2 separate regions of the Mus musculus genome follow, and region 1 is linked to region 2. A link is a loop called in an ENCODE intact Hi-C map of the cell type or tissue named here. Cell type or tissue: left cerebral cortex. All regions are shown on one strand. Links, peaks and the distances in the headings refer to the core of each region. The heading gives the core; the rest is flanking DNA.

Region 1 (8,334 bases), core at 119-8,118, 67 kb after region 2:
GTGGGACCTGAGATCCTTATTGATTTCAGGAACTTCCTGAGATTGTTTACTTCCTAAGGCTCATGGGCCTCCCCCCTCATTTCTGGAAAGAATGTTTTATTTCAGAAGTTGCTACACAATAGGGTAGCCAGCCCAGAGGTGAGTCATCTAGCAATAGGATCTTGAGTTGTATGCCAGGGCCTTAGTGAAGGTGGACCTCTTGTGTTCTGAGTGCTATGTAAACACCGCTGAGAAGTGTCACATACACACACACACACACACACACACACACCATTACATGTATGTACATTTTACTCTTAGCACATGTACCGGATAGTTGGAAGTTTTATCTTTCCAAAGGTAGAAGAGACCGAGGGAGGCTCTGTCCTTTGATGCAAGTCTGACAGAAATTGGCTGGCAAAGTAGAAGTGATGGGGACTTCTGCTGGGGATGGAAGCATGAACTTAGAATCACGGATATAAGACAAACTAGAGGTATTTTCTTGATGTAACTAGAAACTTTTAAACTTCAGAGAGAAACTCCCTAGAACCCCCTGAATCAAAATGCTACAACACAGCTCAGGAAAACTGGAGTGCACTCAAAACTGAGACTCTGACTTAGTAGTTGCACATGGCTAACAGATGCTAAAAGGATGGGAAAACAAAACCCAAATCATCAGATACAGCTGTAGAGGGAATGGTCCCTACTGAGCGCAACTTTTCTTTTTTATTTTCTTTCTTTTCTTTCCTTTCCTTTTCTCTTTTTGTATCGAATAAAGCTCAGGCTAGCCATGAACTTCTCATTCTTCTGTCTTCACCTCCTGCATACTAGGATCCAGGACTGAACCACCTCAACCAGCTTCTAAACTTCTACAGAACATTACATCTTATGTAGATGTAATAACGCCACTGGAGCATGCTGGTGCACGCCTGTAATCCTAGCTGCTCGGGAGGCTGTAGCAGGAAGATTTGGAGTTCAAAACCAGCCTGAGCAATTTAGTAGGACTGTGCCCTATTCAGAGAATAATACTTAATACAAAAAGTAAAAGAGACAGTAAATGTCACCTATAATTCTACTACTAAGTGACAGTTGCTATTAATATTTCTATAAAACATCTGTGCATTATTTGAGAGTCTGTGAGTATATACACTATTCTAGTTTTCCGTATGAATGTGTATTCTTTCTGAATACTGTTATCAATTGCATCACTTTATCACAAATGTTGTCAGTAAATGACTGCTCTCTTTTTAATGTTCTGTTTTCTACTATTAAAAATAACACTTGATATTAAAAAAACTAACATCTTTGTGCATGAATTTTTCTGCATTCATAGCCATTTCTCTAAGGTAGATTCTCAGAAGTTGACATTCATCAAGCTCTTAAAATATCACCGAGTTGTGTGCCAGCATGGTATGCCAGCTTCTCCTCCGCAATCTTGTATAGGTCTAATGAGCTCCGACTTTTAAAAAGCCGTGTAGTGGGTAATAAAACAAGTCTCTGAAAAGAAAAACAATCAAGAAGAAATGACATAGGTATAAAATATTAAGACAAGGTGAGCGGCAGGTAACTTCAGACAGCAATGGACAAAGTTGGGGACTTTGGGAAAAACCTGTTACTGGCCTGCTACGACTTACATGGTAACAGCAACACAGGCAAAGAGAAAACAGTACTATTGACCCCTGACCCTTCCCTCTCATCCATCCAGGGGGATGACCATCATTCAGAGCATTCAAGATGGGTAGGCTCGTTGGGAGAGCAAAGCAGAGTTCTATGCAGAGCAGACTCATGTCAAGCCAGAGAACTCTACAGAAAGATCAGTTATCCCAACAGTTTTCCTTGAAGCAGTGGGAAGAGGAAGAGACACAAGCCGAGCTGATCTGACATGAGGAGTAGATGGGGAGGAAAAGTGTGTACACAAACCAAAACAGTGAGGCTGGTTGGGACCCTGAGTACCGTTCAGGACAGACTGTCAGACCTGTGTGAACACTCAGGAGCAAGTTATCCCCATGGGGCCAGACACCAGTCCTCAGTAAAGTTGCTGAAAGTTTTATACTCGCTATATTTCTGAGCTTTGGAAAAGCATTCCATCTTATTGATGAGTGTGTAGATGGGTTAATAGCTAAGAAATTAATTGGAGGGGGCCTAGTGTGTCACCAGATGCTAGCTTCTCAGGCCTCACCTGGTTGGCGCTTTCACTGACCCATGGGATGATGGATGCCCATCAAAGCTTTGTAATAGGGATGATAGTAGAAAGAGATCCTTATCTGGGTGGCGTGCAGCACGCAAGAGTGATGAAATTGACATTCTTACAGTGGGATTATTCCTAATACCAGGTTTCTATGTGCAAGCAAAGGTGTCACCATTAATGTCAGCATAGAACACAGGGGCGAGTTCTTAGGAAATGCTTTCTCAGTACCAAGCATTGGTTTTTCATGTTGCTAAAAAAGTTATAAACATGCCATATGTGACTCTGGTGCTTTGCAGCTGGAAAATTTTCCATGTTTTTCAGTCAGGCCAAATAGAGACAGAGAGGCTAAGTAACTTGCACAAGGTCACACAGGTAGAAAATACAAGTTCCACACTGGTGCTGAGAGCTACAACATCACCATGCAAGTTTTATTAAATTGTTAATGTACCTTTCTCTTCTACCAAAGTACGAAACGGTCGCATAGAGAGAGGCAGGTGTGTATAATAATTGTGAGCTTTGGTTGTATCAGATCAGACCACTTGGTTCCATTTTCTGACTATGTGACTTTATCCAGTCACTGAACTTCTCTGTGCTGCACTGCTCATTATTGTCTTAGGGGGTTAAGAGAATTATGGGGATGGCATATATACAGCGTCTCCTGACCTGCAGTAAGTGCTTGTGTTTGCTGCTATTATTAATCTATTTGAGAATTAGTATTGCAGATGTGGAATCCCTAAGTGGATGAAGGAGCCAACAGCACAAGCATTACCTCTTCCAGTTCTGTGGGCCGGAATGATCTCACCTGTTAGAGCAAGAGCCATAGTCATCATTGTGATTTGGTTTGATTTAAGTGTTCACTGCCTGTCCGCCTCATTGCCCTGGCAGGGGAAAACTTGAGTCATGCTCCTGTGTTGTCAGATAGTACAGATAGTACGGGACAGAGATGCGGAGAGATCTGCAAACTGTAGATACGGGCTGCTTGTTTTAAGGCAGGATAGCCAAGCAATCAAGGAACTAGTCACTAGACATGACTGGGTCAAGGGTCATAAAGTTGCTGTCATTGAGTCAGGAGATGAGGTCACATGGATCTCTGGTGTAGGTTGACCAGGCGTGGTATGGCTTAGCTTTTCCAGGCCTTGGTTTCCTAATAAGTTATGGGGACCAGGGTTGAATCAGAGCATTGCTGTGGCGTCTGCCTCTCACATTCTGGACTCTGCCTTCCAGTGCATGGGGTCCAGAGCAAGTTCTTGTAAATATGAAGAGTTTAACATGGAAGGATATTTTCACCAATGGCTAAAGTGTTGAGAAGCCTTGAGTTGGGAGTTAGGGTTTGGCTCAGTAATAGAACACTTGAATTTGTATGAGTTCCAGTGCAAACACCACACACACACACACACACACACACACACACACACACGCACAAATTAAAGGAACTTGAGCATAATAATGCTCAAACAATGTCTACCAACTCAGATCATTCAATTTCAATTAAACTGAAATGAGAACCCAGCCAACTGCAGGGCTCCTGTGAGTTAGGAGACACACAAAAAGCAGTTAAGGGCTTTTTTAAAGGGGCAAGCTGTTAGGTTTAGCATTGCCATGGCTGGCTGACAACTTTGCAAAGAATTAGAACATAACACTAATCTCCCTTCCATGACTCAGAAGAGCCTTCGAAAAGCTACAGAATCTTAAGATCTTGATCACGAGTGTGGAGTAGTTTTATAGCAAAAGAAATAGCATCCTGGCTGTCTGTATTGTTTGGTAGTTGAGGTTCAAATTCAGTAGTGCGTGCTGGCTATGTTAAGCCATGCAGGAACTTGTTGATCACATACTCTTCAGCCCCATATTTTACAGATGGAGCCATTGAGCAACAGAGAAATGAAGTGGGTTGCCTAGAATCCCACGCTCATTAGCAGCTTATGTAGGAAGGAAATCCCGGCCCCTGACTCCTGGTCAGCTTTCTCATTAGTTTATGCATAACTCAGAAAGTTGGGCATGAGGTTAGGATGACCTGATGAATGTGGTGGCCAATTTGAACGTGGAATTGAAGAAATTATGAGAATTTAAGAGTCTGGATGTATCACTGAAGGTTATGTGTGAGCCCATGAACTTGATCTCGCCTCTGAGGAAAGAAGGGAGTGGGGGTCTTAGTGATTTTCTCATTCATAGCAATTCAGTTCCTCCATACAAAATTCTCACCGTGATGAACGCTGGTCATAGTTAAATGGTTCTCATGACACATTGGCACACAGAGGCTAATAATATCATAAGGAGCTCTCTCTGTCTCCCTCCCATCTCCCCCTCTCTCCCTTCCTCTCTTCCCATCCTTCTCTTCTTCCTAATCATTAACATATATATTCTTTCTTTGTTGAGTCAAATTGCCAGAACTGACAACGAAACAAATCCTACACATCCCTCCCCTCTCAGCAGCCTTGGACCCACCCACAGCTGGGAGTTGGGCAGAGAGTCAAGAGCAAGTGTCGCTGAGCAGCCTGTGAAAGCAGCGCTTTCTTCCCAGACACATGCAAAGTATCGTTCCACCTGCCCCTCCCTCCTCTTCCTAGCCATAAATCTGTCTCCCTGAGATCTGCAGATTTTTTTTCCTATCTTCAATCTGCTGATAACTTGCCTGGGCCAAGGATCTCAGTGTTGGGTGGGAAGGAGTTGGTTTCCTCCGTCTTTTTGAAAGCCAGTCTTAATTCTGAGTGTGGATGGAAAGTGCCTGGGTAAGAAAACAGAATCTGGCATCGGATTGCCTGGATTCAGATCTCAGCTCTACTTGTTGCTCTCACCGTACAAGTGTGGGGTACTTCCCTGGGACGCATCAGGTCTCCTCCATCTTCTAACGTGCACTTCCATCTCAAATGTTATACGAGCATGCAGTTAAATGAACTGATGCTTCTGAAATGCTCTGAACAGCACTAAGTGCAGAGAAGTGCTTCATAAATGACTGTTTAGTCAATTAAATTATCTCCATCACCTCAGCGTTACCTCCAGGTACCTGCTCTGTTCCATTCCTCAACATAGGGGCTTTAGGGCCCTTGAAGGAAGTAGGCTCTTTTTTTCTCAGTTAGAATTCCAAAGCATATGCTATGTCCCAGCCCTTTTACACCGTTGAATTAAAAAAGAAATAGCTGAGGGATTTGACATGCAGCACCCGCAATGTAGCCAGCCTCTCTCTGGCTCAGTGAGCTGCCCACCTTCTCCATAGGCTAATGGAAGTGCAGTCAAGCTGATCGATTTACTGAGTGTCCTGGAGCAGGTAGCTTGCAGCGTCAGGGTCACTGTTGGTTAGCTGCCAAGTGCTCTCTGTAACCTGCCGCCCAGCTGTACACGTGCCGGGAGCCTCCTTGTGGGCTCCTGGTAAGGGGGTTTCCACGGTGCTGTGGCCTTGGTTGCTTCAAGGCTGAGCTGTGGGAGAGATTAATGGGAAGTGAGAAGAGAAACTGTTATTCTTACCCAGCAGTGTTGTTGGGAGTGTGTGACTCTTCTTGTATTTAGGGAAAAGATTACTCATGACGGTTTTCTTCCATCGAACATAAAGAACCTCAAATTACTGTTTGTGTCCCCCGCCCCCTTGTCACCCACCTCTCTGCTTTAGTTTGTCCTCGGTAGAAACGTCAGCATTTAACTTTCTAACTTTCGTTTCCCCTCTTAGGCAGGCTTCAGTTCTGTATTTACTTTGACACCTCAGCAAGCTGGCCCCATCCACTTACTTCCCTGCGTTACCCAGAAGCTCTCTGCTCAAGCCCTCTGGCCACTAGGTGCTTTCCTGTGGCCAGCCGGATTGGAACCTCTACCCATCCTTGATAGAATCATCCTCCCACTTACCCAGTAACATCTTAAATCACAATTTGGTATGCTGTTCTTGTCCAAGTGGACACTGTTGAGAGTAGGAAATAGCCGAAGGTCTTCCCAGGATAGCCTGCCACCATTCACACTCCACTAGGAACAGGCAGGCACTTTCTGTGTCCATAAACCATTTTGAATGGGCATTGCCAGTAACAACCCAAACATAGAACCTCAAATCCTTTAGTGGTCCAGTTCCCTTCTAAAGGTTATAAAGTGGTCACATACTACAGTCACTTGTTTGATTATGTATGAAAAAGACATTGCCATTAGATGTAAAACAGGAAAACACACTCAAATGCTTAGGGTTTGAATTGGCTTGGTTGGTTTTGGTTTCATGGAAGTGAGGTTGAACTTGGGACCTCACGTATGCTACCACTGAGCAATATCATCAGGCCTCATTTGACTTGAGATGGCATCTCACTAGGTTGCCAGGCTGGCCTGGAACTCACTACGTAGCCCAGGAGGCCCATGCATTACCTTGCATTATTGTCGAAGTAGCTGTGTTATCTACCTGGCCCAGCCAATTAACTGGCTGTGAGGAATCTTCCTTGGACTTAGAAGAAACTGACTTCGGCTCTTCAAAACCGTTTTCTGCACTAGAGCCTGTTAGAAGGCTCTGCAATCATGTTCACAGCCTGGCGTGGTCTCCCTGGGATCTGAGCCAATCGTTTCCCCCCTCTCAGCAGCCTATCCTGGTGATCATATAGTTCAAAAAGCAGTTTCTTCCAGAATTGAGCTGAAGAGCACATTTGAAAGACATGTACCACATATCCTCCAAAGTTCAAGTAGTTCACCTGCAGAGACTGAAGCCCCAGTGTGCAAACACTGGTCTCACGGAGCTCTCTCTCTGAACTCTTGATTCTGTGACTTCCGAGGATAAAACCTGACAGACTCCCTGTCAGGATTCAAGTTGTAAATAATCATCAAAGACTGCCCTCCTCCCAAAGAGCTTTTGCTCATAGCTACGTGCAACAACTTATAACAATACTGAGCATACTATAAAGGACTTTTAAAAGTATTTGCTAACTTATTGACAAACCAGCCAAGCATATATTAATATATTATCTAAAGTATATTTTTCAAAAGACATGTGCAAACAACAGTTCTATATGCTTCTACAAACCTCTTCAATATCCAGGTTAATAGAAGATGCCTGGATTCACATCTCTGTTTCTGTATTCCGAGTGTTGTGATAGCACAGGTCTGTAACTTCTAGAACATTCTGTATGTGCTCATGAAAGAATAAGAGTAAAAGAAAAAAATGTTACTATTGTTATCAAAGAGTCTTTGCTGTAGATAACATGCAAAGGTCTTGGGAACTCTCTGGGTCCCATGATCACACTTTGAGAACAATTGTCCTAATCACTTGAAGGATGTATCAGAATTGCCCACAGCACCAAAGTTAAATAAACATACAGACGACCTGCCTCTTAGAGTCCCAGCCTGAGCCACTGTGTGGCCCACTTTGAGTCCATCTGCAAGACAGATAGGAAGGAAAGGACTTTGTGTGTTACCCTGGCCTTGCCTTTGCCAGAGGCTAGCCTGCCACTTCCCAGAGGCTGAGTAAATGTCTCTTCCTGGAAAAAGTTTCAAGACCTTCATCATTTGGCAGCTCTGGGGAGGGACAAGGTCAGCTCTGGAACACTCCCATTTCAAAGCTCTGAGTCTCCAGCTAAATGCATTGAGACTTGTCATGCTTCCAGGCCTCCTTGCATACCACCCCACCCCCCACCCCCCAGGGCCACTTTTGAGCCAACCTGAAAGTAATACAGCCTCAGACCTATCGTCCCCTGAAACACATGGAAAGGGGGTTCCCCTCACTTTACCTCTAAGTAAAAAGTTCATGTGACTCCACACTTAAGTACTTACAAACCTGGCCGGGCCTTGGGACTCAACCCAAGCGCTCTTGAGACAGAGAGACTCCGTTCTGTTAATTATTCTGCGACCTTTCCCCCTTTGTTCCAACTGTGCAGCTGACAAGATCTTTTCTCTCTGTCCTGTGTTGTCCAACAGGTTTGCAGCCGATTTACTGGAGCAGAGATGACGTAGCCCAGTGGCTCAAGTGGGCAGAAAATGAGTTTTCTTTAAGGCCCATTGAGAGCAACAAGTTCGAAATGAATGGCAAGGCCCTCCTGCTGCTGACCAAAGAGGATTTCCGCTACCGATCTCCTCATTCAGGTAAAAGAGTCTGGTTCTTGCAGAGGCTCAGCATGGAACGATAGCTGATCTTTTCCAGACTCATCATAACCCATGGGACCCTCCCCAGAAGTTCTCCTAGGAACACTGACATCATAAAAAAGGGAGGTCTATAGGCA
Region 2 (8,334 bases), core at 233-8,232:
AGTTTCCCATCTTTTCTGAAGAAGCACACTGCTCACGGTTAATACTGAGCACCTACCTATAAGGATGGTGATGTGCTTGGATTCTGGTTGGTACACTGAGTTCACAGAGGACACCACCACACTTCCTCGTAGCCCATGCTAGGCTGGTGTGTTTCAGAACGTGGTCTGGTGTGCTGGGGCCTCAGTTTCTCCCTTGTGTCCATCATGCTGGCACGTTTGTACAACTGCCAGGGCAGCCGCTCTCCCGGTCAGGTCTCTGAGCTTCTGGCCCCGTGTGGCTGTGATGTGGGTCATCCCTGCCACAGATAATTCGCTCTCCTGGGGAACAGTTTATCTGTAAAATGAAGGAGCTCCAGCCCACGGTTCCCGAGTCCTTCCAGACTCTCACAGATTATACTATTCTGATTCCAGAGAAGCTGTGTGCTTCTCAACTACCAAGCACTATCTACAGACACACGGATGGTGCTCATTCGTCTGATTGCCGGTCCTCAGCCGCCAATTTTGGTGCAGATGGTAGTGTTTCGATGATGCAGGGGATTATCCTCCGCTTGTGCTGTGTGACTGCTTTGCGAGGATGCCCTACAAGGAAGTATGGAAATCTAGGGTCTGGCTCTGTTGGACTTTTCTCTGGGGTGCCTGTGTGTTTGACACGAGGGAATGCTTTTATGAGGTGGAAGTGAATGCCCGCTCAGGTGCCGTGCAGGGCTTCTGCCACCAGCTCTGCTGTGCTTCCTAATGCTAGTCCCAGGGCCCGGCAGCTTAGCCTTAGGCCCGCTCCTCCGTTCTCACAGTCCCCTTTATGACCTGAGAATTGCCTGTGAGCTGGCCCTTTGCCCAGAGCATCGCACACAGGTGTAGCTTCCTGTAACTGCTTGATCCTGGCTGTGTGATCTGTGGGAATCCCCTCATGACTCAGGGCATGTTTACTTATGTTGTCGTCTGCGAAAGTTGCAGCGTGAATCCCCCCCACCCCCCACCCCCCCCAGCTGCCCACCGGGGCTCTGCAGGGCCAGTGATCAGCACAGAGGGCCCACAGGATCCTGCTTCAGCCAGCCTCATAGCACATGCACAATTAATACTGCATTAATTAATTATGGGGAAAAAAGGCCGAGCTGGCAGAGGCTTGAAGGCTTTCAGCTTCTAAAGTGAAGGCTTTGAAGCGAAGCTTTAAAATACATTTCCATCGGCCTCAGCAGCAGAGGAGCTGTGACACTTAGGCTGTCCCCTGGGCATAGAGACTCACACCCAAGAAACTCTTTCTAAACAGAGAATCCCAACCAGTTGCTTGAATCATCCATGAGTTGCCATGGGCTGTCCAAAGGGGATATAAGATTTGGAAGAAAGGGATTGCCCAGAGCACGGTGATTTGTGAACAAAACTTATAAAGGGTTTTGTTCTGTCCTTTTGTTGTTGCTAATGAGTCACCAACTTTAGATACGCTAGGAAGAAAAGTACAGGGACCTGGTGCCAACTGGCACTCTTGATATGGGGGGGGGGACGACGACGACAATGAGATGACTCTGTATTCTGCCCCCTGACCACCCCCACCCCCCCCAGCTTTGGGGGGGGTACTTTCTTACTAGATCTGGACAGAGTGTGGAGAAAACAGTGCCTTTTCTCCATCATTTGGAAATGCTTCTCTCAGGCTGGCAGTGAAGCCACCACACAGAATCCCTGACCGTATGTTCGCTCCCATTTGTAACTCCCATTTAAACATTCCATGTGAGACTCTCCCTGACCTTAAGCCCTGGATGTGGTGTACATAGTCGTTTACCCAAGTATTTGGAGTTTCACTTGAAGGTATTTTTAAGATCACAAAAGTAGAAATTCTCTGAGATGGTTTCCTTGCCTGAGACTGTGGGGTTATAAATGTTCTTTTCAAACTATGCTTGGAGCTGGGGACATTATCTGCTGTAATGATCAGTAGATCAGTTGGTAGAGAACTTGCTTAGTGTGCATGAAGTCCTGAGTTCAATCCCAAGCAGGAGATGAGCCAGGCATGTTGACACAGACCCCCTCCTTCCAGCACACAAGGAGATTACAGTCAAACTACTTGAATGTTCTGATCATATGCTGACTGAAACTTGAGACTAACAAAAAATGGCACACATTTGTCCTTTGCCAACTGGATATTTGAAACTGAAAAAAGTTTTCTTTTGATTCATGGGCAGAGAAAATTTTTCTTCAGATAAACTTGTGCGTGCATGTGTGTGTGTCTGTGTGTGTGTCTGTGTGTATACATGTGTGTGTGCATGCATGCACACATATGAACACAGATGTGTCTTTGGGATTATAGCAGCTATTAATCCAGATGTCTACATCACAAAACTCCTGTGATGGTTTCTACCACCCACACATTATGAGGAAAGAACATGGCGGATACAATGGAGTATTGTAGCGCTGACATTGTACCTACAGCTGTGCCACTCTCTGCCTATTGGCATCTTTGTTTGCTGAATGGAAGATTCAGATTCCCAAGTGCCTGTTGCTGCACCCAGGACAGAGAGGGCTTCTAGTTGCCTCTGAACCGGGCCAGTGTTCTGCGAAAGCAGGGAATGTGGTCCCCCAGTTGAAATGACTATGAGCGCCTTGAGTGTGAATTATCTGCTGTAATGAACTTCTCTGCGCCTGCCTTTCCACCTCTGAAAAGCATTCCTTTTGCATCAGGCATGTTCCCACCTAGCTCCGTTAAAACATTTTTTTTTTAGATTTATTTATTTTATGTGTGTCAGTAAGTTACTCGTAATTATGTATATATGTGTATTACATACATGCCTCTAGAGCTAGGAACTAAACTGGCACACACAGGGTGCTTTGGGGTATCTATAAGAACAGTGGGTGCTTTGGCTGCTAAGCAATTCTTCTGAGCCCCTAGCCCCACTTTTTAAAAGTAGTCAGGAATGTAGGTAGGTAGTGCCTTGGATAGAGATGGTGACTAACCCACGTCCTTTCTTCATGCAAATTAGTTTATTAAATTTCTCAATTCCCTTGTATCGGAGGGATCTGTAGCTGACGTGGAAGGCCAAGGATCAAGTTGGAAATAACGTCTGTAATTTTGCTCAGGAGATAGACGAGTGAAGCAGGACAAAATCCAGGTCCCTTGCTTGATGAAGACAAAGTATTTTAAACCTGGAGCCCCGAGGCTGAGAAGAGCACCCAGTCCTACTGCTTAGCATGCTCGGGTGCTATCTCTAGATGATGCCAGCGATGATCTTGACCAGACAAGCTGAGCATCTGAAGGCCAGCATCATGCTGAGGATCCACGCCCTTTGTGTCCTTGGGCAGAAACAGTGAGTTTGCAGGTACAGATCCTCACACACAGAAGGGGCGCGTGAATTCACGTTTCAGTGAGGGGGTCAGGAAGATCTTGACCTTACCGGGGTAACTTACACGCATGTAAGACATTTTGTCGCTGAGTCCTCTTGACAGCCCTGTGAACTGAATTTCCTTCTCCTCACCATTAAGATGAAAAGTCCAGTTTAAGGAGGTTAAAAAGGCAAGCTCAGCCAGCGCCACTCACAGAGCTGGTAGCCAGTCCAGTGGCCTCTCAGACTCTGTCTTCCTTCCTTCCCAGTATAAACCAAAGCCCTATTATCTAGATGAAAAGAATGAAAAACAGTGTCACATTCCCTCTGAGACTCAACTGCGGTTAAGACTTCATAAATTTCAGAAAAATAGGATAACTCACCAAAGTAAACATTTAAAAAACCACCTCACAGCAAATGGCTACCGCAACCCCAAACCTCAAGGTTCATATATTGAGATTTCAGTGAGCTTCATGATTCTCATCCGTCTCTTAAATACGGCTCTGTTTCCTGGTAAATAATATCTCTTCAGAGCCCTGGCACATAAATAGTGTAATAAGATCAGCTCTGAGCAGGCTGCCGTTCTAGTGCCCTCTAATTGCAGGGTGAAAATCCAGGGCCGCCTTAGCTCCTCATCTGTCTCCGTCTCTCACTGGCCACTGCCTGACACCCAGTCTGAGGTTCAACACCGTCTCTTCTTTTTGTGCTTTAGATAGATCCGTCCTTTGCACAGATTTTTTTTTTTAAATAAAGTGATTTGAAATGGAAAATTAAAAACTTAAATGCAAGTTTGGCAGCTTCTCTCTTCAGAAGCTTCATAAAATTCTCTATAGCACAGCTGCTCTGGATTCTCACCACTTAGCTGTTCTCACGATGTCTGAGAGATTAATTCTTACAGGGATGTGGTTGGAGATACTCCCCACGTCCCGTCCCCACCCCCCCATCTCCCGCCTCCCATGTTTCGCCGAGAATCTTCACTGGGAAAAGTTATGTGGAAAATCCCATCACCCGAGGTAAAGGTTCTTGAGTGATAGACACCTTTGGGAGTCTGTTACTTACCATGTTGTTTATGTGTGCTCTACTCATTTGAAATCCTGTCCTCTCTGGCAAAAATCTGAAATCTTATGTGCGATCCTGATAAGTGTGTGCCGACACTGTCTTGGGATGCCTCTGTGTGTCTGTGTCTGTGTGTGTGTGTGTGTGTGTGTGTGTGTGTGTGTGTGGTCTATCTGTTGTCTCTGTGGATCTGGATGCAGATACTTCAATCCTTCCTGGCAGATTTAAGCTCTCCACGTCCCACAGGCTGCAGTAGAGGACAAGGGCGGCATCAGAGAATGGAGAGCTTTGGTGGGGTCCCCACCCACTGGCCCAGAGACCAACTGTTTATCCCTGGGTCCCGGCAGCAGCTGAAAGCCAGGGGTGTTTTTGGGATTCGGCTGCCAAAGTTTCTTGAATCAGCCTTGTTCAAAGGCATATGCTGGGCTCACTTCTGAGGGAAATTTCCTTTTTGGGGAAGTTGAAGCAAAGGAATTTCCTGTGTGGGCAGACAGAGCTTCCTGACGTGAAGGCTTCTTGGAAGGGAAACAGTTTCATAATGAAATGACAAATTAAAGATATACCAGCCGGGTTCACTTCAAAACAGCTATTGAGAGTGCAGGCAAAGCCCTATTATACCCCCTCACAGAACAGAAATAAATCCCATCCTGACAGGTTTCTATATGCTGGGTTATATCTGTCCCCCCACACCTTCCTTCACAGTCTCCCACATGCTCCCTCTCCCACCCCCACCACTAGCTACCACCATCTCTGTCTTTAACAGGCTTCGAGCAGTCTCGGGGAGGCCTGGGGCATCCTTCCTGCCTCTTGTCACCTTTCCTTACCAGCTTCGCCCATCCTAGGAGTGCTTGGAGCCTCCTTGTAGGTGATGGTAAAGCCCGAGGCTGCCCAGACTTAGGAGTGATCTCTTTCCTTCTTTTGACATGATTGAAAACAATGATTGAAGATGGCTTCAGCTGGTTCCTTTAGCTGCCCCTTAAAATCTTGTAGGCAGTCCATGTAACTGCTATTCTTATCTCAGAGCTGGTCTGAAGCCGGCTTTGTTCAAGAAAATAGAGCTCTCTCTGCACTGGGCAGATGACGGTCTTGTGCTGAGCGTGTAGTTTTTTGCACTTCAGTCAGCCAGTGTAGCGGAGTTTTGGTTTTGTCTTGTACACTGATATGAAGATTCCCTTTGTTGCTGTTTTTATTTTTAAGACAGGGTCTTGCTTCATAGCCCTGGTACTGATCCAGAACCCACCTTGTAGACTAGGCCTTGGGCGTGATGTAATCCTCCTGTTGTCACCTCCTGAGTACGCATCTCTTTCTCTATCTCTCTCTCTCTTTTTCTGTGTGTGTCTGTGTCTCTGTCTGTCTGTCTCTGTGTCTCCTTTTCTTCTCCCTCCTTTCCCCCTCTTTTGTTAGGGTTGGGTTAAGGATAGAACTCAGGGCCTTGTGCATCCTGGGCAATTTACTCTCCCACTAAATTACACCCCAGCACCCTACATTTCTTTTCTTTTTCCTTCCCTCCCTTCCTTTCCTTCTTTCCTTCTTTCTTTGCCTTTAGAAAAAAACAAATTAAGAGAGAAAAAGATAACAGCATCTTTTGGGCAGTGTGTAAGAACAGCCATTATTCGTTAGGCCTAGGTCAGTAGGATCAAAAACTTACAGACCTTGGAAACCAACGATTTTAAACTGTCATTTCTAGCACTATACAGCCAGCAATGCAGCCAAGTCTCTTAACCTCTTGGCCTCAGTTTCCTTGTCCTTACAGTGAACACAGCAACAGCTTTTCTTCATTCCTGTATAGAAATTAGGTTGCGATCTCAAACATACTCTGTAAACACTCAGAGCTCCATCATGGTTTTTCATTAATCCACCAATGGACTCTTTTGGGGTTGAGGCCCAGTACTGGGCTAAGATAGTAAAATTATATTTACAGATCAGTTTGGTAAATATTTATTAGAGATTTTTCTTCCTATACAACTAGGCTTGGTGGAGAAAACTATAACAAGTTAGACATTTAGAATGGCAATGAAGCAGAGAATGAAGAGTGTTGAACCTGGAGACCAAAGGCTGGAGTCCAATCCTGACTGTTACTCAATTTTATTTATCCATGTGAGCTTCAGTTGCTCATCTATAATACTGGAAGAAGCTGGACTCTGAATGTACCTGTCTCTTTGCAATCCTCACATTATAATCAGTTTTAAAGGGTCCTGCCTTTTAAACTAAGATTGTGTGTATTGCCTGCAGAAACTGAATAACGTGTGTGTGTGTGTGTGTGTGTGTGTGTGTGTGTGTGTTCGCGAGCGCACTCATGTATGCACTTGTGGGCACTCCCTGCAGAAACTGAATAACATGTCCAATTTCCCTCGAGCTGTACATAGTTCAAGGCAACTTCCTAATATGGGTGTGAGATGTCCAATGTAGGTGCTGGGAACTGAACTCAGATCCTCTGTAAGATCAGAATGGGCTCTTAGACCCTGTCCATCTCTTTAGCCACAGGCCCCGGCTTTTGTGGTTGTTTATAAATTCTACTCTAAGGAGTCAGGAAGACATGTGTCCTATATAACAACAGCATCTCAGATGGAGAAACTTGCCTCAAGGATGGAAACAGATTTTGTTAGTGTGTGTGAGGTAAGCAGGGAAATATGGTGCTTCCCAGAAATACCAGCTGTAGTGAGTTATCACTGGGGGCTTCTGGTGATGCTGACGTGGAAATAATGGGGACTGTGGCTGAACTCGGGAGTTTCCTCAAGAGGACTTACTTTGAAGCACCAGGTTTTTTCTCACAGGACACCCAGGACTTTTCCAAATGGTTGTTCATTTAAACCTGCCCTTCATGGCTACTCTTGTTCAAAGGAAATTGAAAGACGGCATGCAGTCTCGATGGTCTCTATGTTGTGATACTAGGGCTGCTAAACTGTCCTGCCCGTCATCTCCCGAGGTTTACAGGGTGTAAGGTCAACTGCAGCTGTAACAGGTTGCTCCCTCGGTTTTACTCTCCACAAGCCTGATGGGTAGGCGGCTCTGTCATCGCTTTACAGACACAGATACGGGGAGTTAGCTGTGTGGGTAATGTGCTTGCCACACAAGCTTCAGTATTTGACTTCTATCTCCAGAACACACATGAAAAAGCCAGGGTTGTTGGTGTACGCCTGTTATCGCAGTGCAGGGGAGGTAGAGACAGGCAGGGTCCTGGGGACTCACTGACCATCCATCCTTACGTAATCAGCAAACCCCAGGCCAAGGAGAGCTGCACATGGCAAAACAAGGTGGATGGCTCCCAAGGAACGATGCTCGAGGGAGACCTTTGGCCTCCAGTGAATGCGTGTGAACCCACATGAGCACGTCTTTAGTGCTGAGCTTACGGTGATGCACTGTACTTGGAACTGTAGCCCTGTATGAAGCAAGAAACTAATGATGGTAGAGACCAAGGTTAAGATGTGTATCTCTTCAGTTAAGACTTAATCCACTGAGGACACCTTATCTGTATCGGCACGGTTGGACCATAATTCTCATTTTTACGAGTACCAAATGAACAGGTGAGGGGAACTCCGTGTAAGAAAGCAAAAACTTCGAGCATGGTTCATCAAAACCAGTGTGTACTGAGCACCTCTTGTATGCAGGAGCATGGCAGTTACAGGAAATATAGCTTTATTTTTCTGTGAAGCATCATACTTACTAATTAGATAGCAGCATTTCAACATCATCATTGTACATTGGTTGCTTTTGAGACAAGGTCTCATTGTATATGCTGACTCCCATCTCAACAGTGATTCTCCTGCCTCAGCCTGTCAGGGGCCGCTACCCCTGGCTCTGGACATTTGTTTTCCATCTTGCGATTGATTTTATTCATTGTTCTTTGTATAAATAAGCTTTATGTCTATGCCAGCATGCTTCTAATATTTTATAACTTGCCACTTACACAGTTTGAATTAATTGTTCATCTTCTCATTGCTAATTCTCCCTTGGCGGGGGATATATATATATT

Evidence for each region. A loop is a pair of places that touch in the nucleus more often than their neighbours do. Peaks named below come from ENCODE experiments on the same cell type or tissue, not always from the same donor. Only the 100,000 strongest peaks of a DNase experiment are listed, where the experiment ranks them.
Region 1: it touches region 2 in a loop (4-fold over the local background); 3 of 42 quality-filtered maps call a loop at or near these places.

Annotation. Positions count from the first base shown.
Region 1 is chr6:134,214,833-134,223,166 of GRCm38, forward strand. Etv6 (ets variant 6) reads left to right here. Exons shown (of 8, transcript NM_007961.4): 3 at 8,033-8,197. It overlaps Gm38908 (a long non-coding RNA gene), which reads right to left and starts at 8,037. Exons shown (of 3, transcript XR_869493.3): 1 at 7,143-8,037; 2 at 5,368-5,578; 3 at 1-4,889. In left cerebral cortex, for the core only: no CTCF peak of the experiment used is centred there; DNase peaks (open chromatin) are centred at 1,397, 3,903, 4,713 and 5,707; H3K27ac peaks cover 1,696 bases.
Region 2 is chr6:134,147,313-134,155,646 of GRCm38, forward strand. The region is part of intron 2 of Etv6 (ets variant 6); the gene reads left to right. Among named protein-coding and RNA genes, the nearest start is that of Gm52920, 35 kb to the right of the region's middle. In left cerebral cortex, for the core only: no CTCF peak of the experiment used is centred there; DNase peaks (open chromatin) are centred at 439, 2,469, 4,094, 4,834 and 1 more place; H3K27ac peaks cover 3,624 bases.